2 separate regions of the Homo sapiens genome follow, and region 2 is linked to region 1. A link is an interaction called in ENCODE POLR2A ChIA-PET data of the cell type or tissue named here. Cell type or tissue: K562. All regions are shown on one strand. Links, peaks and the distances in the headings refer to the core of each region. The heading gives the core; the rest is flanking DNA. Region 1 overlaps SGMS1 (sphingomyelin synthase 1). Region 2 overlaps SGMS1 (sphingomyelin synthase 1).

Region 1 (8,616 bases), core at 337-8,336:
GTCCCTGTTTCTTCCAAAAAGCTCACTTCAGATAGCCAGCTGGCTATCACCCTAACATGCATTTACATTTATTTCCATAACTCTTCCTCCTACTGGCATAACAAAACAGTAGAGCCTACCCTAAGTAATGAAAGTTAGTTGCTCTTCTTAATTTCTCTTGTTTATGTGCATATTCTTAGGGATGGAGAAAAGAATCCTTTTCATATAAATCATTTTCTGGTGTATTTCCATGTCTACTTATAACCACTGTTGAGAAAATAATTAGAAAATAAACAGTCAAAAATAAAACTTGCAACCCCAGATACAAAGCTAATCAATATTAGCAAAGAAGAATAATATTTTATCAAATACTGTGAGAAAAGATGATTTTGTAATCACAGGAAAATGGAGAACAAGTCTTTCCCTGCACAAGCCAGTAGATTTGTGCTCAAGGCACACGTGTGCACATGCGCACACACACACGCAGCATTCCAAACACAGTTTGCAGACTGAAATGTGGGACACCCTCTTGCTACTTCTTGGGCAGAATTTCTTCATATTAGAAATCCACATTTCAGCTCATCTAATTCATTTTCTCAAAAGGAATCAATGCATGACAAGTTATACCTTTCTTTGGTTCTACTTCAGGTCCCCTAGATCTTAAAAGTGAGCATCTGATGTAAACAAAATGCTTTATTGTCCTTTTGTACCCCTCACTGTCCAGGCATTCCTAATATTCTTGGGGCTCTTAGAACAGTCTTTTCACAGATCACAATGTCTCCTGTAGATCTTGTTGAATTCTGTTTCCTCAAGTCTGCATGTGTCCAGCACCCTAATGAGGTACAAATTCTTCTGTGCAACCCATTTCCCAGAAATGCAGTCTGAGCCTCTGGGCTTGATAAAACAAGACCTCCATGAACTGCTCCCAGTCCCCCTTACCATTTCGTCTCCTAACACTTTATGCTCCATCACTAGTGAAAAACTTGTAGCTATTCCCCTTCATGAAATACCCTTTTCCTCCTTTCTTCTCTTGACTGTGAAAATTTTTTCATGCTAACCATTCAAAGCTGGGTTAGTGCCCCAGCCCTATGCTCACCTTTATAATAAATAAACTTCACTGAGTGCTTTTGATATGCTAAGCATGGATGGGCACTTAACATGTATGATCTTATTTAGTGCTACTACTAAGTCTGTAAAGTAGGTGATATTTATTATTATCAGCCCATTTACAGATGAGCAAACATGAAGAAAGACTACACAGCGTCCCAATGTCACGCAGCTGGGGAGTGCTGGAGCCACAGAGCTCATAGGCTTTTCATTACAAACAGCATGAAACATAGTTAGTTGAAAAATTAACAGCATAATAGGTACTTCCAGGCAAAAGGCCCAGAATGTCAATGGTGACCCTATGACAACACTGAAAGGGTAAAAATAAGATGAGAGTAACTCATCAGAATCCTTCAGAAGAGGGTGCAAAAAGAGACCTATAAACTAACATCAACGATATGCCCATAATAAAGACCAAAATATTTTACCAAGACAGGGTGATCAGCAATTTCTAAGAATCAAGTAATATACACATGGCTCAAGCAAAATAATGTTTAAAAGAAGCGGTGGAAATAGGAAAGAATTTTCTTACTAGGGATTAGAGAAAAAGCATTAAATCAAAGATTAAGAAGAGCTCTCAGAGGAAAGAATCTGGAATATTTGAATAATTAAATCAATTCCATCCTCAAGAAGTTCTTATACTGGGTAACAAATAGCATCCTCTATTGGAGTTACATGTTGGCTCCTACACAAATTGAATGAGTGAAGATTAGTGAATAGGAAAAATTCTGTTGTACCCCATCTAAGCCCTGTGTGCCGCAGATCCAATATGCCCGTTTCTGGCTCTAGATTGTGAAGGTGGGTGTAAAGGAGGCATGAACAGGAATGCTGATGATGTGCTCCTTCCAAATGCCACCCAGACAGCCTCATGAAGAGCAAGGCAGAGAGGATCAATATTTCAGTACAGGCATCACTCAAGCAGGTTACCCTTCTTCACTGGTAGAGACCAAGATGCTTGGTCTCTTGGACCTTGACTGGAAGATGTTAACCTCACTTCAAAATAAAAATCAAGCAAAGTCAAAGTTATCAATGCTGGGCTCTACACTTCTTGGGAAAATTGAAAAACAGAAAAGAATCAAAAGTAGAAAAGTAAAAATCACTGAAACATAATTTGAGGTACGAAATTCCCAGAGAAAGTTTTGTCTAGGGAAAACAAGGGAGACTCTACCACTTACCATCATTTTAAGCACTACTCTGCTATGAGCAATGGATAGCATTTTTCCATTTCCACCAAAGACAGAGCAGTGAAAACAACTTTAGCCTAAAGCATAAGAATTTCAGCTTTAAGACAATGACTTTCTCCAAAGCAAGACATTTTAACTAAGGAGTCTATAGTTTGTACACCCATGACAAAGGTTGCTATGTTAATTATTAAAACGTAGAACTCTCAAATTGGTATTCCTGTAGAATATGTGATTTTTGCCTCAGAAGTTGCGATAATAATCAATAATACAACCATTTATTGAGTGCTTCGCTACAGGCCAAAAGTCACTCAGGGAGGCCTGAGGGGAAGCCCAGCTCTGCTAGTGCTGTGGGATTCACGTGTGTATTAGTCTGTTCTCAAAGTGCTAAGAAAACTACCTGAGACTAGGTAATTTATGAAGAAAAGAGGTTTAACTGACTCACAGTTCCACAAGCTTAACAGGAAGCATGACTGGAAGGCCTCAGGAAACTTACAATCACGGCAGAAGGCGAAAGGGAAGCAAGCACCTTCTTCTAATGGCAGCAGGAGGGGGTGGTCGGTGGGGGAAGTGCCACACTTTTCAAACCATCAGATGTCATGAGAACTCACTATCATGAGAACAGCATGGGGGATATCTGCCCCCATGATCCAATCATCTCCCACCAGGTCCCTCCCCTGACACATGGGGATTACAAATCAACACGAGATTTGGGTGTGGACACAGAGCTAAACCATACAGACACACAATCTCCCTGTTTCAATGCACAACCTCTTGACTACAGGGATAAGACCAATGCAAATTAAACTTACACTTACAAAATAGGATAATAACTGCTTTATGAGGTTTGAGAAAGGATTCAGTTTAGTTAATCTTATTTACCCTGTGCCTATCATGTAGCAAGCACTTCATAAATGTTAGCTATTATTACTGCCAAATAATTTTAACTTTACTTGGGTCAACTTCTTCCTGTTATTCAATCCCTGATTCTGTTAAAGGCAAGAGAGGGTGTTTAGGTCAATGAGAGTAATATAACTTCAAGATGAAAAAGAACTGGCTGGCCGGGCACGGTGGCTCACGCCTGTAATCATAGCACTCTGGGAGGCCATGGCAGGTGGATCACGAGGTCAAGAGATCGAGACCATCCTGGCCAACATGGTGAAACCCTGTCTCTACTAAAAATACAAAAATTAGCTGGGCATGGTGGCATGTGCCTGTAGTCCCAGCTACTTGGGAGGCTGAGGCAGGAGAATCGCTTGAACCTGTGAGGTGGAGGTTGCAGTGAGCCGAGATATCGCCACTGCACTCCAGCTGGGTGACAGAGTGAGACTCTGTCTCAAAAAAAAAAAAAAAAAAAAAAAAAAGAAAGAAAGAAAAGAAAAAGAACTGGCCATGTATTCAACCATGCAGCTCATCCACAGCCATCCACTCCGTAAGTAGACATTGACGGTGTGCCCATCAAGCATGGAGCAGTGGGGTAGGCCTCTGTGGGGAAAGTCAAAATGAAAATGGTGCAGCCCATAGCATTGCTCAAAGGACATCATCACCTTATTGTTAATCACCAACACTTGTGGAATATTCCCCATATGCCAGGCAGTGCTGCAAGCAACATGTGTGTATGTGTTCATGCACACACTTGTAAACATATATATTTACTCTTTTAAACCTCAAGACAACCCTTTAAAGTATTACTTATTATCCCTAATTTACAGATGAGAAACTGAGGCACAGAGAGAAAATATAACTTGCTCTCGGTTGCACAGCCTGTAATTGGCAGAGCTGAGATTCAGCTCCTGGCTATCTAGTTTCAGAGTCTTAGGCACCTAGCCACTTGATACGCTGCCTCTCCCTAGACGTGTCCGCTAAGAACTAGAGTGAGAACAGACTATGATAAGGGCCCAGTAGGAACATAAATAAAGTGTGGCGTTTGTGGGTTACTTGTGCTATCTTGACACATAACAGGAAGAAGAAAAGGCCTTTAACTACAAAATGATGTGTTTAAGCACTCCGTAGCAACCCAGACTGAAAGTCATCCAAAAAACACTTGTGTCTGTCACCTTGAAGAGCCATCTTCTCAGTTATTTAACACATGCTGCAGGGAAAGAAGAGGGCTAAGAATATGGGCTTAGAAGTCAGACATGCCTGGATTTGATTGGCAGGTCCTCCAACGGCAGCTCTGTGGTCTTCAACAAATAAATTACTTGACCTCTCTCTTCAATATCCTCATATTAAGGATTAAATGAGAAAATTTATGAAAGAGTTTAGTTGTAGGACATGGCTCTAAGTACTAAATAAATAAAATAATAAAAATACTAAATAAATAAATTGTTGCTGCTATTTTGCTTCAAGATTCATTCCTAAGTAATATTTAAGAGTACCAAGTACACAATATCAGTCTATAAACCAAAAAGTATGCAACTTACAGGATTTGAAATACATTGTGGATTCATTTATGATATCAATAAGTATGAATTATTAGAGCCCAAAAAGTATGATAAATCTGTGTTTCAAAATGCTAGAGAATAAAAAATTCTTTCATCTTATGAGGTAAGAGCAGCTGTGTATTGAGGGACGACTCTGTCCTCAGTCCTGTAACAGGTACAACACAGATTTTACTCAATCTTCAAAAACCACTCGGGGGTTTGTCAAATGGTACTGATTTTACATATGAGGATTCTGAGCCTCTCAGAGGTTAAATGATTGACTCCAGGTCACACTATCAATACACAGCAGGGACTATTCTTAAAACCAAAAGACTTACCAGTGAGGCAGTCAGAAACATAGCCATTCCACAAAGCATTTCCTTGGCACCAATCAGAATTTCATCAAGAAACATTCCAATATTATCAATGTCTAAATCCCCACTGCACATATTGTGCTTTAAAGAAGCCTAGGCTGGGTGGTAGCTCACACCTGTAATCCCAGCACTTTGGGAAGCCAAGGTGAAAGGATCGCTTGAGTCCAGGAGCCCTAGAACAGCCTGGGCAAAATAGGGAGACCTCTGTTTCTACAAAAAAATAAAACCTAGTCAGGCTGAGGTGAGAGAATAGCTTGAGCCCAGGAGGCTGAGGCTGCAATGAGCCATGATTGCAACAGAGCAAGACCCTTCTTCCAAAAAGAGAAGAAGAAGCCTAAATCACTGACTGGGAGGTTGTGATATGCCACTGGTCAAAGTGACATACTACTAGAAATCTCATTCCATCATCCAGTTCAGTCAGAATGTCCCTTGGAAACACTGTCAGAGATGGGCAATTTACAAATTGCTATAGCTATTCAAAAGTGACTATATTTCCACAGCAATACATTGGTTCCTACAGCTGGAACATGGGGAAAACAAAGGAACATCAATGGCATTAGACAGGGTATGTGTATGTGTTTCAGGTAGGTGTGGATACAGCAGGAAAAGATAAAGCCAAAGATCCATTTCTGATTTTGTTAATAGCAGAACATGCTTACCACCAATATTCGAATCAATTACTTGTAAACATTTTTGTTTATGGTTTTCTATGTGTCACCTGTCCTTAAGAAAAAAGAAGGCAGCAAGAAAGTTCACTATGTAAATTCTAAGACTCAACTCTGCCTCTAATACTTCCAGACTGTAATTGCCATCCCTGAAACGGCAAAGTCCATATTTTGGAGACCACTGTATCCTTACCACAATACAATGCTAGGTAAACTTAGGCCTTCAATAAACATGGATGGATGTTCACACTCAGCCATACTACAAAATGTAGAGGAAAAAGGTGTGAGGGGCTGCCCGAGGAGGATTACTTATTATTAAACTGCTCTTTGAAACTTAATAGTCAGAAAACGTGGAATTACAGGAGGTTCGATTTTCTGAACTTTTTTTGAATGAGTACATCTTACACTTTGGGGGTGAAAAATGCCTCCCTATTCCCTTTGACTATTCAAAATATTTGCCAATATTATTAAATACTTACAGGTCTAAAAATGCCATCTAATCGACTATTTCAGAAATATGAATCATATATGCAAAAATTTATCGTAGCATTGTGCTTGACACAGCAGAAATAAAGAAGAACAAGGCTGGGCCAACAATGGTTGAATGGAGGGACAGACTCTAAACAATTAATTACTATACCGTACCATACAATTGGTGCTTTTGGCAAAGGAGAACCATGTACTGGAGGACCCAGAGGAGGGATGACTAACACTGCTTACATAAAAAATCCCACACCATAAAAGAGGAGTTTTCTTTCCTCCAATATTCTTTGCAATTTCCTCGTCCAATCTTCACTATTTCCTTTAAAGTGAAAAAGCAGCACAGGCCCTCTGTATACTAAATACTCCTAAATAGCCACCGTCTTTCTCAATCATCATCCCATCTCCTGAAAACCTGCACATTGCCTAAAATAAGAAGTTTCCACAAACTAATGATCAGCCACCCTGTTAACACATAACTTAATTATTTTAGATGAGCTTCATCAGAATTTTTTTGGCCCTAGTGTTTCCTCCAAAATTCCTGGCCTTCTTATAGTCAATTAAACTGTATGTGCTTTTCTGTCCAAAAATCTTAAAGACACAGCCAAATGGATATTTTTCTAAAATTTTCTAACACCATCATTAGCAGCTCATTTCATTACATGATTAAAAATTAACTTGATAATGCTGTCAGTGTGACTGAACATTAAAATTATTTCTAAATTTCTAATGGGACAGAAAGGGAAATGGGCAAGCCACATAATTCTAATCAAGGGAAAACATATAAAAGGGCTTTCCACCGAAGTACTGAGAAGCAGAATCTTCTTTTTTTAGAGACAGGGTCTCACTGTGTCGCCCAGGCTTGAGTGCAGTTAGCGCAATTATAGCTCACTGTAGACTTGAATTCCTGGGCTCCAAGCGATCCTCCCGCCTCAGCCTCCCAAGTAGCTAAGACTACACGTATGTGCCACCACATCTGGCTAATTTTTTTTTTTTCTGTGCTGACAGGGTCTTGCTGTGTTACCCAAGCTGGTCTCAAACTCCTGGCCTCAAGCAATGCTCCCGCCTCGGCCTCTCGAAGCACTGGGATTGCAGGCATGAACCACTGCGTCCTCTTTTTTAACAATAGTTTATATAATACATGCAAATGCAGTGTGGTTTCTTCTATTTTCACTAAAAATCTATGAGGATAATACTAAAGTGTGCCTTAGGGAAAAGGATACCTGAAGGGGAGGCACTGAAAATGTAGAAATAAACACCTTTTTCTTATTTCAAGTTAAAAAGTACTAGATAAGATGACTGAAAACATATTGAGCAGGGAGGTTTCACAAACAGGATGGTCCCTAACACAGGACCTTCTAGGAAAACCATTTGGATGTGGTCTTTTATACAGGACAATCCCAGAAAAAAAAACAGAAATAAAAGATTTTCTGAAAATTCAACAACTACTTCACTATTCAGAAAGTCGTCACCTCACTTAGCTAGGGCAGGCACCATTTATACCTCAGTGCCACCACCTGATTGATCTGAAGCTTGTTATCAGTGAAAATCTTGCTATCACCCATGTGTGCTCATGGGTTTCATATTTTAAATGGAACATACATGTGTAGACTACCTGTTAGTACCTTACTCTCTGCTCAACTTTTACTTTCCTTAATAGTAAAAAGCTATTCTATCTGTTCGAGGAAGTGCCATACATGTTTACTTATTTTTTTTTTTATAAATTCCCTTACCTTTATTCATCCTATTCATTTCAAAGTGACTTAGAGCATACTGTTCAATAAACGTGATACACGTGTTTGGTACATAATCACCCACAAGCTGGTACTCTGCAGGTCTGTTAGCATGGTTAGTACTGAACCAGAGGTAAGAGCTAGTCACTGCACTACACACGTGACAAAAGTCTTCTTGAATCCCCACAGTGTCACTCAAACTAGGGCTTGGCTCTTTATCTGCCCACTCCACCACCTGCCCTACAAAGGGGTTGGATCCACTTATCCTACCCAACGGTCTGAACTTCTTCCTCCTCTCTGCTGCGGCAAGTTGCCCACCTTCCCTACCTGCCCACTGCCTGAATGTGTGCTTGGAAGGTATACTACATATACCAGTACCACCATCTCCACCTACTAAAAATTTGGGATATGCCAGATAGCTTTAATCCAAGCAATAGCATGATAAGGTAGGCACTAATCTCATCTTACAGATAAAGAGACTTACAGATAAAGTTCAGAGAGAATGGTCAGTAACCAGCATGCAAGTGGTCAAGCCAGGATTGCAACCCAGATTCTGAGACCAAATTCTGGCTTGGGACTGAATTATTTACATTCATATGCACACAGAAGGCCCTTGAATAACACTGTTTAATTCAACTTTGTTTTGTTATAACACTGATGAGAAGAAAAATTGG
Region 2 (8,616 bases), core at 368-8,367, 170 kb before region 1:
AACCTTATACAAAAATTAATTCAAGATGAATTAAAGACTTAAATTTTAGACCTAAAACCATAAAAACCCTAGAAGAAAACCTAGGCAATACCATTCAGGACACAGGCATGGGCAAGAACTTCATGTCTAAAACACCAAAAGCAATGGTAACAAAAGCCAAAATTGACAAATAGGATCTAATTAAACTAAAGAGCTTCTGCACAGCAAAAGAAACTACCATCAGAATGAACAGGCAACCTACAGAATGGGAGAAAAGTTTTGCAATCTACTCATCTGACAAAGGGCTAATATCCAGAATCTACAATAAACTGAAAGACATTTACAAGAAAAAAACAAACAACCCCATCAAAAAGTGAGCGAAGGATATGAACAGACACTTCTCAAAAGAAGACATTTATGCAGCCAAAAGACACATGAAAAAGTGCTCATCATCACTGACCATCAGAGAAATGCAAATCAAAACCACAATGAGATACCATCTCACACCAGTTAGAATGGAGATCATTAAAAAGTCAGGAAACAACAGGTGCTGGAGAGGATGTGGAGAAATAGGAACACTTTTACACTGTTGGTGGGACTGTAAACTAGTTCAACCATTGTGGAAGTCAGTGTGATGATTCCTCAGGGATCTAGAACTAGAAATATCATTTGACCCAGCCATCCCCATTACTGGGTATATACCCAAAGGATTATAAGTCATGCTGCTATAAAGACACATGCACATGTATGTTTACTGTGGCACTATTCACAATAGCAAAGACTTGGAACCAACCCAAATGTCCAACAATGACAGACTGGATTAAGAAAACGTGGCACATATACACCATGGAATACTATGCAACCATAAAAAATGACCCTCTTCCCTCTTCCCTCTCCCTCTTTGCACTGTCTCCCTCTGATGCCAAGCCGAGGCTGGACTGTACTGCCGCCATCTCGGCTCACTGCAACCTCCCTGCCTGATTCTCCTGCCTCAGCCTGCCCGGTGCCTGGGATTGCAGGCGCGCGCCACCACGCCTGACTGGTTTTCGTGTTTTTGGTGGAGACAGGGTTTCGCCGTGTTGGCCGGGCTGGTCTCCAGCTCCTGACTGCGAGTGATCTGCCAGCCTTGGCCTCCCAAGGTGCCGGGATTGCAGACGGAGTCTCGCTCACTCAGTGCTCAATGTTGCCCAGGCTGGAGTGCAGTGGCGTGATCTCGGCTCGCTACAACCTCCACCTCCCAGCCGCCTGCCTTGGCCTCCCAAAGTGCAGAGATTGCAGCCTCTGCACGGCTGCCACCCCGTCTAGGAAGTGAGGAGCGCCTCTGCCTGGCCGCCCATCGTCTGGGATGTGAGGAGCCCCTCTGCCCGGCTGCCCAGTCTGGGAAGTGAGTAGCGCCTCTTCCCAGCCGTCATCCCGTCTAGGATGTGGGGAGCGCCTCTGCCCCGCCGCCCTGTCTGAGATGTGAAGAGCGCCTCTGCCCAGCCGCGACCCCGTCTGGGAACTGAGGAGTGTCTTTGCCCCGCCGCCACCCTGTCTGGGAGGTAAGGAGCATCTCTGACCGGCCGCCCCGTCTGAGAAGTGAGGAGCCCCTCCGCTCGGCAGCTGCCCCGTCTGGGAAGTGAGGAGCCCCTCCGCCCGGCAGCCACCCCGTCTGGGAGGTGTACCCAACAGCTCATTGAGAACGGGCCATGATGACGATGCAGTTTTGTCGAATAGAAAAGGGGGAAATGTGGGGAAAAGAAAGAGATCAGATTGTTACTCTGTCTGTGTAGAAAGAAGTAGACATAGGAGACTCCATTTTGTTCTCTACTAAGAAAAATTCTTCTGCCTTGGGATGCTGTTAATCTATAAACCTTACCCCCAACCCTGTGCTCTCTGAAACATGTGCTGTGTCCACTAAGGGTTAAATGGATTAAGGGCGGTGCAAGATGTGCTTTGTTAAACAGATGCTTGAAGGCAGCATACTCCTTAAGAGTCATCACCACTCCCTAATCTCAAGTACCCAGGGACACAAACACTGCGGAAGGCGGAAGGCGGCAGGGCCCTCTGCCTAGGAAAACCAGAGACCTTTGTTCACATGTTTATCTGCTGACCTTCCCTCCACTATTGTCCTATGACCCTGCCAAATCCCCCTCTCCGAGAAACACCCAAGAATGATCAATAAATACTAAAAAAATTAAAAAAAAATTTATTGTATGTTAATTACATCTCAATAAAGCTGTTTTAAAAATTATAAAAAATCAAAACCATACACCCACATATATAATGAATATAGATTTTAAAACAATAAATCTAATGCCTGGAACTCTTAAAAAAATAAAAAAATAAAAAATAAAAAAATAAAAAATGATGAGTTCATGTCCTTTGTAGGGACATGGATGAAGCTGGAACCATCATTCTCAGCAAACTGTCACAAGGACAAAAAACCAAACACCACATGTTCTCACTCATAGGTGGGAATTGAACAATGAGATCACATGGACACAGGAAGGGGAACACCACACACCGGGGCCTATTGTGGGGTGGGGGGAGTGGGGAGGGATAGCATTAGGAGATATACCTAATGCTAAATGACGAGTTAATGGGTGCAGCATGCAGCACACCAACATGGCACATGTATACATATGTAACAAACCTGCACATTGTATACCTGTACCCTAAAACTTAAAGTATAATAAAAAAAAAAAAGCAGAGAAAAACAGCACGTGTTCATTATAGATTCTAAGCTTACCGGGATTTTATATTTAGCCTCAATTTAGTAAAAAAGAAATGTGCTAAATTCAATTTGGCTCCAATTTTAGCCTTTAATATTATAAAAACCATCAGACAATATGCCATGACATGGTAAAAACGATGTACAGTTAATTATCAAAGCCAAGCAGGTCTTTAAACAGAAAAGTAAAAGCAATTATTCTGGTAATGAAAAAAAAAATTACTAACCAAAATTAGTAAATAAATCATTTATAAATTTTTTTTATCCTTATTCACAAATAATCTATTATACTACCTTGTCATCTGGCACTCGCTAGAAACAAGACAGGGTTAACAATTTACCATGCAAATTTCACACTGAACATAAGTTTTCAAGAATCAGAATACCACAAAATACTGCAATGCAACGAGACCTGGGGCAATTGCTCAGAAAATCTGAATTCTAACACTTGTTCTAGCACTAACCTGTACTCCAACCCCAGTGTCTCAGTTTCCTAGTATGGAATAATTTATTCCATCCACTTATTCTATTAGTTAAGGGAATTTGCATGTACCTGACAGTGCTTTGGAAAACATAATACATAAAATGTAAGAAATTATTATACTGAATATAATTTATTCTTTCCTTGACGATTCGATGGACTTTTAAAATGAATGCCATGAAATTAATAATTTAATTTTTATGATTTTTTAAGGCATGAAGGACTCAAGATTGAACAAACAAGCTGGCGTATCAGTGAAGAAAGTACTGAGAAACTACAGGATTCTAGATGTTTCTAAATGCTGATAATGACAAAAGAATGATGAAAGTCCTACATGCGTAGTCTCTTAGACTTATAGTGAACCAAACTTTTGGCTTCACGTATCAAACCTCTAAAAACAAAAGCACCTGGACATGGTGGTTCATGCCTGTAATCGCAAAACTTTGGGAGGCCAAGGTGGGAGAATCTCTTGAGGCCAGGAGTTCATGACCAGTCTAGGCAACACAGTGAGACAACATCTCTATTTTTTTTAAATGTAACAAAAAATAAATACATTTAATAATAAAAACAAAAGCAAAAGTAACATGGAGTATATACATGACTTTACTCTGAAAGCTTACAGTTGACTTAAAGGAAGATCAAAATCTTGCGGACATGTAGCATTTAGCTCAAACTTTATAACACAAAACTACCTGTGGGGTACCTTGTTAAAGGGCAATACAAATCAAGAATTGATATTATTTTATTATGAAACAGACCAAGTGCCTCTTTGTAAAAGCTTCAAGTTCAGATAAAAGTTTTTACATCTTGTGGAACTTTCCATAAAATAATAACCAGAACAGGTACAGTGGCTCACACATTTTGGGAGGCTGAGGCAGGTGGATAACTTAAGGCCAGGAGTTTGAGACCAGCCTGGGCAAAACCTGTGTCTACTAAAAATACAAAACTTAACTGGGCGTGGTAGCTCATGCCTGCAATCCCAGATACTCAGGAAGCTGAGGCATGAGAATTGCTAGAACCTGGGAGGCAGAGGCTGCAGTAAGCCGAGATCCTGTCACTGCACTCCAGCCTCCAGCCTGAGCAACAGAGCAAGACTTTGTCTCAAAAAAAGTAAATAATAACCTAACAGATCTTTTAAGGCAATGTAGCCCACTGAAATACTCATGAGATAGGTGTTCAATTATTCTCTAATTCAATTTGGATAGCTTTACTCCAAACAAATCTAATAAGGTATAGATTTGTTATTTAGCATTTGAAGAGTTAAATAGAAGAGTTCATAAAATGGTATAGATTTGAAGAACAAAAATGGTTAAAGTAACAGCCACATAGTTTCAGCTGAAGGACCTACACATTTATTTCAGTCTACTGTTGAGAAAATTTTAGAAGATTACTTTTGATGCCTTAACCTTTAAATTGTCCCTTATTTTAAATTGCTATTACATGCTGTGCTCAGAATTCCACAGTCCAACTCTGGTTAGCAAATAAAATCATCCCCTATGAAATGGCCCCTTGAACTAAGTAAGTGTGTGCTGACCTACTTTGCTAAGATACAAGAAGAAGGGCTTGCTGGAGTGTATGTATTTTGCCTTTTTGTCCACTTTGGCTGGTAGACTTTAGGCTGTTAGAAGAGCCTTACTTAATGACATCTTTTGGTCTCCTCCACACTGTGTTTATTCAATAATGTTTAATACTTAGATTTCACAACATCTGAAATATATTTCTCTCAGTAGCTGCCCTATAACTTATGCAATTGATAGTTTCCCCCCTTTTCCCCACCTCTCCCAAAATGACCCATTCCATCGTAGTAGCCTCAGTGTTGTAGAAGAAAAGAGAGAATTTGGGGAGACAAAACAGATATGACACAATGACAATAAATCAGCCATGTCCACTGTATACCATGGACATGTTTATAGTTGTTCACTGAGGATATGAAATATAATACTGTTTTATACATTTCATGGAGAGTCCTGGCACCAGCAACATCAGCTAATTCTGCCTCCCCTTCCCCAAGCCTCCAATTGAGTCATTTTGTGACAGAATATATGTAAATATTTAGTGATCAAGAAATCTAAACAATCATTCATTATGGCAAAAAAAAAAAAACTAGAAAAAGAATCTAAAAGCTCTAGAGTAGAAATTGATTAAATATATTGTACAACAGAATACCAAGCCTCTGCCACAGACTGTACTGTATTTCCATATCTATAGTAATACATATTTATAGCTTTGTCACATAAACAGGTTACAAACAAAATGTATTACTTTTGTAAACACATATTACAAATATCCACAGGGAAAAAAGGGTTAACTTCTTAACCCTTACCTCTGGGTAATAGAATTATGAAATAAATTTCTGCTTTACTTTTTTTTCAGTATTTTCTAATTTCTCTGATAAACATATATTACTTGCATTTAGAAGGGGAAAGGATTTTTTCCCCCAAACATACTCTATGTTTTTGAACATGTAGTCTGCTTTGTAAATTTAAAAATACGTGTTTCCTTCATTAGCTTTCTTAAAAAATATAAAATGAGCTTGCAGATTTCTCTAAATAATAGGAATCTTGGCTTTCTGTGTATAATTATGTTCCCAAATTCTTCATATTCCCAAGACATAATGGTCCAGGCGTACAAGCCAAACCACCAAAAAAGATGAAGCTGAAATCTGAATCCAAGTGCATAAAGCAACTCCAGTCTCAGATATTTCCCATCATTCCAGAGGGAAAACAATAAGCTATTAGCTTTACAATTGTTCTATTATCTAGATTTCCTTCAATATCCATCCATCCAGGCTGCTGCAAAACAGCAAAGCCTTTAAAAAAAAACTCTGCAGGTTGTCATTACAATAAAAACTAATATAATAGCTCTACTGATAACTAATCACTATTGTTTTTCCCATGGGATTTCATTCTTAGTACTAATTACCAAAAACTCGGGAGATGATCTACTCCCACTCAACTGACTAACTGCCCCTCTGAGTCCGAACCAGCAGGACTATTTTAATATTTGCCTAGTTAATCTGTAGAACTTGGACACGGATTCACTCCAGCAGTACTCAAGAATGGAGGACCTAATCAATGTTTCCAAATTCCATTAGCTCTCACATGAGCTGATGCACACAGTACTGATCTCATCTGCCCTGAGAAGCCTGGGAAAGTCTAACACAGGCTATTTCTATCACACAACACTCACTTCCTTTCCCTTCTTCCTATCTTTTTCAAAATGAGAGCTAAAATTCTTCTAATTTGCTCCTCATTTAGCTAGAATAAAAATATTGCATGTGCCCTGGAATCCATCATAAAAGTAAGTTAAAACTGTAAAAAGCCAGATGGCTTAGGAAAAGGGTGAGGCCGTGCTTTACTATCCTCTGCTTTTTAAGAATCTTTGATGCCATATTCTAAAGCATACCCACAGTGCCCAGCTTACTAAAACTACCTCTATCTACTCACCTATAAAGTAAAAGTAATCCTGCATTCTTCTGGGGAGTAAGAAAGATCAGAAAACTGACATGGAATTTAGTAGGGGCATAGCAGCAGGGGATTTTGAAAGCATCTATGGGAGAAAAAGTTCTGATCCTTCTTTTCCTCCCTTTCCTACAGAAAATCCAACAGTGATCAGTCAAGAGCTGGCGATGGGGGTAGGAGTGGCAACTGCAGGTTGGGGAGGTGGCAGAGCCAGTGTCAGAACAGACGAACGAGGTCACCCTGCCCCACCACTCCTTGATCCCTCCTCATCCCTGTCTCTCCTCATACCCCCAGGATTAAGCAAGCATAAACTAAAAAGGCTGCCCGAGGAAGTCATTCCATCAGGCTCTCAAGTTCACATACCCGTCAGAACCCAGGCACATTAAATCAACCTGGATCACAGAGAATATGCAGTCGTCAGGACTGTGGCAAACAGGATAGGGCAAGCCATACCTAGTGCAGTTAAAGTTCAATTTTTTAAGGGGCAAAAATAAACAAAAAACATGCAAGCTGAATCTGGCCCACGGGATTGCCCCTTGCAACTTCACTTGCTCTCTCATTCATTATATCTAATCATGAATTCCTGGAGATCCTATCTTGAAGGCTCTCTCAAACTGTTCCCTTTTCCCTATTCCCATTTGCTTCTGCTTTAGTTTCTGCCTCCAGCCTGGCTCAACTGCAACCCTCTGCCACACTACCATGAGATCTAGTTCATAATCTGATCTCTTCACTTGAGGCTTAAGCTCCCCACAGCTCTCAAGATGATGTTCAGATGCCTTGACTTAGCTCCAAGGCCTTCCATGACACGGCCTATTTATTTACCTGTATTTTTCAGCCTTGCCCTACAAGCTCTGGGCCTGTATCATATCCATACTCAAGTGTTCCAGTAGATTCCCACACAAACCAGTCATTTCATACCTTGCAAGTTGTTCCTTCTGCCTGGAATATTCTTCCTACCTTATACCTTCCTTTGTCCTTTCATTTGCTTTGGAATCTCTAGAGCCTAATGCATAGTACACACTTAATAGATGTTTCCTGAATACCTAATTAAATGAGAATGCAAAGGAGATGACTTATGGTTCCAGAACATGGACCCAGTGATGCGTATCTCCTTTATATATCAAGCACATAAAAATCTACATAAAATATAACTGCTGACATTTTAATACCATAATCAGTTTCAAAATAAAGAAAAAGAATTTCTCATGTGTCAAAAGAAGAAAAATCTCAAATTCAGAGTAGAAAAGATACAAGTTAACACTTATATCCCACAGGGATATCAGACTTGGACTCTAGCTGCTAGGGGTTGGGGACTTAAGATCCCAGCCAGGGCAGAGGACTGAAACTTAGACCTTGAATAAAGCAAGAATCTCTCTAAGACCAGAAAAACTGGATCCATGAAACTGACACACAATGATACAGAGTCCAGATTTATACTATCTGCGTAGTGTGAAATTTCCAAGCCAAGAAATTAAGGTAAATATAAAAGAAAAATAAATATAAATAGCTCCTTAAAGGCGCTTCAAAAAGCAATGGTTCATAGGACTCCCATGGAAAAAGTAATCTTTGCTGAGGATGAGCAAATAATTGAAAATTATGAATCACACAAGGAAATGATCCACCATGAGGGAGATTTGCCAGGTGTGACAAACAGGAAGTTTACCAAACCATGAATTTGATCATATAAAACAGGTTTGAAGAGGCTATGAAATAAAGAATTGAAACCACAATGTAAAAACAAGACATGATTTTTTTCTTAAAGATAGATGTGTTTAAAGAAGGTACGGAGAAACCCTAGGTTCTCTCCTCTGGCCTGTGACCCACTGATACTTCAGGAGGAAAGAAGAGAGAGCAACATGTTAAAAGCAGATCAAAAGAGGAAGTGAAATCAGCAAAAAAATAAAGTATATAAATATAAAGACAACTGACAAATTTTGTCAAGCCCCAAGGATCTCAACAATCTAGCACCCACATCTTTTTTG

Evidence for each region. Peaks named below come from ENCODE experiments on the same cell type or tissue, not always from the same donor. Only the 100,000 strongest peaks of a DNase experiment are listed, where the experiment ranks them.
Region 2: POLR2A ChIA-PET joins it to region 1 with 10 read pairs; 2 of 35 experiments call an interaction of 5 or more read pairs at or near these places.

What each region holds. Positions count from the first base shown.
Region 1 is chr10:50,523,459-50,532,074 of GRCh38, forward strand. All of the region lies in intron 2 of SGMS1 (sphingomyelin synthase 1), which reads right to left. Among named protein-coding and RNA genes, the nearest start is that of SGMS1, 96 kb to the right of the region's middle. In K562, for the core only: no CTCF peak of the experiment used is centred there; a DNase peak (open chromatin) is centred at 4,133.
Region 2 is chr10:50,354,420-50,363,035 of GRCh38, forward strand. All of the region lies in intron 6 of SGMS1 (sphingomyelin synthase 1), which reads right to left. Among named protein-coding and RNA genes, the nearest start is that of ASAH2, 110 kb to the left of the region's middle. RefSeq lists a silencer at 1,143-1,343 and an enhancer at 8,473-8,542. In K562, for the core only: no CTCF peak of the experiment used is centred there; no DNase peak of the experiment used is centred there.